Regions from separate parts of the Homo sapiens genome. Here region 1 is linked to region 2. The links are chromatin loops, found by intact Hi-C in ENCODE. Cell type or tissue: dorsolateral prefrontal cortex. All regions are shown on one strand. Links, peaks and the distances in the headings refer to the core of each region. The heading gives the core; the rest is flanking DNA.

Region 1 (2,919 bases), core at 194-2,693, 84 kb after region 2:
AGAATATCTCTGGGCTCAAGAATCCAGACATTTATAGGATGGGACTTTTATCTATAAATCACCTTAAGATTAGTAAGTTCTTAGAATTGGTTACCTTTGCCATTTCTCAGAAGCCCTTTGTCTAGTAACCTGTGTGTCACTGTCATTTCCAGCCTGTCTTTCCTACACATTGTTTATGCAGGCTTTAGGAGTGCCCACCCCCCAGTTCTACCCCCCACCCCCACCCTAGCCTTTGTGGTTTTAATTATCCTGTCTTGGCTGATTTTGTTTTGTTTTGACATTTCATCCATTAAATTCCTGACACTGGCTATCTCTTTACAATTATTATACTATTTTTCTTTCTGGCTCGCTCTTCCTGATTGCTGTAATCCATGCCCTTGACTTTAAATACCATTTGTAAGTAGACTAGGCCAAGGTTTATTTCTCTAGGCCAGACTCTACCTAGTTATTTCATAGGCATATGAATCCTAACATGTCCAAATGAGAGTTCTTAATTCCCCTGCTACCCAGTCCTCAATGTGGTTCTCTCAAAGCTATTCTATCTCAGTAATGGTCCTATGCCCTCTCCTAGGGATTATTGCTGAGAACCTAGAACTCATCATCGTCTCTTCTGCACATCCTATGAATTCTGGATTTATCCACTTATCTCCATCTTTTCCAGCACTAATCTAAACTCCCATTGTTTCTTGCTGGAGTTATTTCCGTATCCTGCTAATCTCTGCTCTCGTTCTCTCTCCCTGACACATGCGCTGCTTTCTTCTCCCACACCAAGCCATTCTCTGTACAGCAGCCAGGATGTAGAGTGTTTATTTACATAAAGCAGATCCTGGAACCCCCAAATTTAAGTTGTGTTCGTGGCTTACCAATACGCTTAAAAACCAAGTGCACAGAGAGAAAACAATGAAGCCTTATTTGGATATGCTGAGGATAATTGATAACGGGTAACAACTAACAAACACGTAGTTGGTGTCAGGTTTGACCTCCTACATTCCTTACAGGTATTAGTGTATTTGACCCAGCTCCTCCCTACCTCCGCAGTATCACCCCATGCCTCTCTTTCCCCCGACTCTCCCCTGCTCAGTGTCACACAAGTCAATATCCCCAGCTTGCTAACCCCCGGGCTGACAGATCTCATTGTCTATAATGGATGTTCCAAGGTCCCACCTTCAGCCTCAGTTTTGTTGCCATCTTTCCAGAATGAATTCCCTTGATCATTCTGTTTTTTGGAGACAAGGTCCTGCTCTGTCACCTAGGCTGGAGTGCAGTGGCATGATCATGGCTCACTGTAGCCTTGACCTCCCTGGCTCTGGAGATCCTCCTGAGTAGCTGGGACTACAGGCTGCACCTGGCTAATTTTTTTTTAATTTTTAGTGGAGACAAGATCTCACTTTGTTGCCCAGGCTTGTCTCAAACTCCTGAACTCAAGCAGTCCTCCCACCTCCGTCTCCCAGAGTGCTAGAATTACAGGCATGAGCCACCATGCCTGGCCCTGATCATTCTTTTCTGAAGAAAACACCCCTTCTTCATTATTCTCAATCCTAGCAGCCTATTTACTTCCATTCTGAAATGAATCACATTTTAGTATTTTATTGGTTCGTTGTCGTTCTCTCCCCCCATAGAATGTAATCTCTCTGAGTACAGGGAGCTTATCTTTTTCCCTTTTGGAGCCTCGGATCCAGCAGAATGCCAGACACTTAGCAGCCACTAGCATTTGATGAGTGAATGGCTTTTCATACACAATTTTAGACATTGTTCCTGATTGGTCTCTCTAGTCAATAATAGATTTATCAAATCTAATCGATAATAGATTTCTTTTTCTTTTCTTTTTTTCTTTTTCTTTTTCTTTTTTTTTTTGAGAAGTCTTGCTCTGTCGCCCAGGCTGGAGTGCAGTGGCATGATCTTGGCTCACTGCAGGCTCTGCCTCCCAGGTTCACGCCATTCTCCTGCCTCAGCCTCCCAAGTAACTGGGACTATAGGCGCCCGCCACCATGCCCAGCTATTTTTTGTGTTTTAGTAGAGATGGGGTTTCACTGTGTTAGCCAGGATGGTCTCGATCTCCTGTCCTCAAGATCCGCCCGCCTCAGCCTCCCAGAGTGCTGGGATTACAGGCCTGAGCCACCGTGCCTGGCCGATAGTAGATTTCTTTTATTGATTAGAGAGACTAATCAGCAACAATGTTTTAAAATTCTCACATAGATCTCTGAATGGGAAAGCAGTCTTGAATTATGCTTGCAGGGAGAGAGAGGGGAAGGAAGGAGGAGGAATGGTATAATTAGACTTCATAAGGCTAGATTTTGTTTCTACTTAAATAATGGTATCACAGTGGGACATATTATCCATGCAGAAAGTGAGTGGGCATCTGGTCTATTATCTGTGGTCTTTCAGGAATGGCAGCTCTTTAGTTTAAAAAACAACAAAGTGCAGCACTGTTTATTTAATGGAAATAGAAAAGCAGTGCCTGTGTATTAGTGGCTCAGATTTTTTTGTTCTTTGTTTTCAGCTGTCTGCTGTATGCCTCTCCAGCGGGGTCTTACAGAATCTCAAGTCTACCATGATCAAAGCTGAACCCATTAGCTCCATTTCTTAATTCCTCCTGTATCCTCTGTTACCATTAGTAACTATTCTCCAACTCAAAGCATCAGATTCCTCCTCTTACTCACTCCCTTCATCCCCAGTCACCAGTTCTGTGCTGTTATTTTATCCAAGTTCTCAGTAGGCTTCACGAGCACCGCCTTCACATCCCAACTGTCGCTCCTCCACCTATCTGTCCTCCATGCTTCTGCTAGCTCATGTTTGTTGCAATACAACTAACCTTGCCACTCTTCTGCTTCAGGCTTTTCTACTAGGCTCTGCATCTAGATGATGGTCCAGACTCCTCAGCCTGTGAAACAAAGCCCTTCATAAAAGAGCAGAGCTACA
Region 2 (2,919 bases), core at 228-2,727:
GCTTGGCTACATTTGATATAAAACAGTAGAAATTTAGAAATTGAATATATGTAGAATATCTCTTGTACCAAAAATGAAGAGGAATAATAGATTTTGATTTTTCTTTGTTGTATTCTGTGCTGGGTGCTAATCTGTCCTAGCTGTCAGAACAAGTAGAAGCCATACTGGAAAATCATTTATTTGTTACTATCAAATTTATTTCAGTGAATGCCATTCAAACCACTCTCTCTGAGGAGCCCAGTTACCAAGTCCTCCACCTTGTTAGCAACATGGACTTAAATGCACTAATTCTAGAATGAGATCTTAGCAAAGTACCAGCATTTGAGATTTGTGCAAATTGAGCTCTTAAACTGTGTGTATATGTGTGTGTGTGTGTGTGTGTTCATTCTAGCACTCCCACTACATACCATACAAGTAGCTGTATAGCAGGTATATATACATGTGTATATGTACATAGGTAGGTATATGTCAACTGTTGAAAAACTAGAAAATACACATTAAATAAAGTAAGGGTTGATAAACATTAGTAGTTGGAACATTGGGAGATTTGGACTTCTACTTTGCAGATTCAGTTGGCTGCATTAGATTTAAGGAAAGAACTAACTTTGGAGAAATTTGTGTTTGCATTTCAGGAGAGATTTCTTAAAGAGGAAACTACCAGAGGTTAGTAGATATTAACATCTAGTGATTTAAATTTGAGAAATGCAAATTAGACATTTAAGCTGTGGGTTTGCTTCCCGTTTTACTTGCTCTAAAAGTAATTTTTTTAAAAGCCAGTAACAAAGACATGCAAAATAGTACTGCCATGGGGGAAAAATTACTTGAAAATAATATTCAAGATTGAAGAATTAAAAAAGCTTGACATCTAGTACCAGGAATGCCAGCTGGCTTGTTCTGTCAAAAAGCAAGCATGTGCTTTGGAATAACACTCTTGAGTAGACTCTAGGCGGGTTTTGAGCCCTTCTGATTATCTAAATAGATGTGGAAGTGACTTATCTTGGTTTTTCTGAGTCAAATGAGATAATGAGCAAAGGCCTTAGTAGGTCTTTGATTTTTGCCTCTAACCCTTTTTCTATCTGCATGTTCACAAGGTCAAGGCTGATGAGATATGGCAATATTGAGAGAGTCAGAATAGGATAAAGATCTCAAATACTATATATATATTTTTTTTTCATTTTTTTTTCCCTTTGGTGACTGTATGAGACATGTCAGTAAAACTTTAAAGACAGGCCAGGCGTTGTGGCTCATGCGTATAATCCCAGCACTTTGGGAGGCCGAGGCGGGCAGATCACTTGAGGTCAGGAGTGGCAACATGGCAAAAACCCGTCTCTACTAAAAAATACAAAAATTAGCCAGGCGTAGTGGTGCACGCCTGTAGTCCCAGCTACTCAGGAGGTTAAAGCACAAGAATCGCTTGAACCCAGGAGGCAGAGGTTGCGGTGAGCCGAGATCACCCCGCTGCACTCCAGCCTGGGCGACTGAGCAAGACTCTGTCTCAGAAAACGAAACAAAACAAAAGACACACAGAAAAACTGTAAAGACAGAATGAAAGAGATGAACTTTTTACATCTCGCTCATTTCATCACATACTATATAGTATGTGTATGGTTTCATATATGTTAGTGTGTGTGTATGTATATATATGAAGTTAAAAGAAAACATTCACCTTTTAAGACTAAATGGACATTGACTAGATTGTAAACTGTTTTTGAGGCTAAGAGTTTGTTTGCCATGCATAAGGCTCTATTTTTTGTAATTCCACTTTTATATTCATTTATATCAGTCCTAGCAGTAGATGCCACTCTTACTGGGTCCTGCCTAAATGCATGCTTCAAATGTTGGTTATTAATTTCACGAGTAGTGAATAACAAAGACTCCTATTGAGGGACCTCTTGATTTCCTACTGGGCACCAGCAGCAAGCATGACTTACTGGCCTTCTTATGAGTGGGTAGGAGTTTTGGGTCAACTTGAGAACATCTATCCTTTGAGTAGTAAAAAAGCTTGGTATTAGGTTGGCACAAAAGTAATTGCGATTTTTGCACCAATCTAATATCAACAGAGGCCGTGAAAAACATCAAGGGAGGATAGCTTGTAATTAGAAGCCAGATCAACAGTGACCCAAAAAGAATTTCAGGTTTCCAGGAGTGAAATATGTAGATTACTCCTCTGAAAGGAATTGTTTTTCTCCTATTCGCTTTCATGGCAAATCATTTTTTAAGCCGAAACTCAAGCTCTGAAATAATTGTGTAGCAAATAGTGGCTGTGAATAGATGTGGCAACTCTCCACAAGGGTAAATAGAAACCACTTGCAGTTTCAGTCATCACATTTTATTTTTCTTTTTTAATAGCTTCTCTATTTTTGCTCACCACAAATACATGCACACACACACACAGGGGCAAAGCCTTGGAAAATTGCAATTTTCCATTTTAATTTGAGAGACAGCCCGGTCACATTAACAGAACCCTTGACGGAATAGGTTGAATTCCCTTCTCTGTCCCTATAACCCCATGGCCTTGGACATATCCTTACCTGGTGCCCTTTCCTCCCTCTTATGGTCCACTTTTGTGATTCTGATTTTAATTTCAGTTCTCTGTTAGTGATGAAATGAGCAACTGCAGATGTTCCGCTTACACTGGAAATACTTTTTTGGCATTTAAAAGAAAACCCTACAGATGAATTATTCCCCTGAAAGGGGTTCACTCAGATTTTCTAGATTATGATTCTAGAAAATAGTTCTTTACATTTGACAATGGAGAATTTAAATGTTTTAATATGAAAATGTAAAGCACTCTTGTGGGGTATAGTTGAATTATGCCCAGGTTAAGGGAATCCAGTATTTATGTCAGGAAACCATGGATGTGATAGAAATAGTATCGCTACAAAGCTGGGCACAGTGGCTCATGCCTGTAATCCCAAC

Evidence for each region. A loop is a pair of places that touch in the nucleus more often than their neighbours do. Peaks named below come from ENCODE experiments on the same cell type or tissue, not always from the same donor. Only the 100,000 strongest peaks of a DNase experiment are listed, where the experiment ranks them.
Region 1: it touches region 2 in a loop (1.9-fold over the local background); 2 of 110 quality-filtered maps call a loop at or near these places.

Annotation. Positions count from the first base shown.
Region 1 is chr21:26,033,574-26,036,492 of GRCh38, reverse strand. The region is part of intron 5 of APP (amyloid beta precursor protein); the gene reads left to right. Among named protein-coding and RNA genes, the nearest start is that of APP, 140 kb to the left of the region's middle. In dorsolateral prefrontal cortex, for the core only: no CTCF peak of the experiment used is centred there; no DNase peak of the experiment used is centred there; H3K27ac peaks cover 2,408 bases.
Region 2 is chr21:26,117,149-26,120,067 of GRCh38, reverse strand. The region is part of intron 1 of APP (amyloid beta precursor protein); the gene reads left to right. Among named protein-coding and RNA genes, the nearest start is that of APP, 52 kb to the left of the region's middle. In dorsolateral prefrontal cortex, for the core only: no CTCF peak of the experiment used is centred there; a DNase peak (open chromatin) is centred at 1,295; H3K4me3 peaks cover 963 bases; H3K27ac peaks cover 2,500 bases.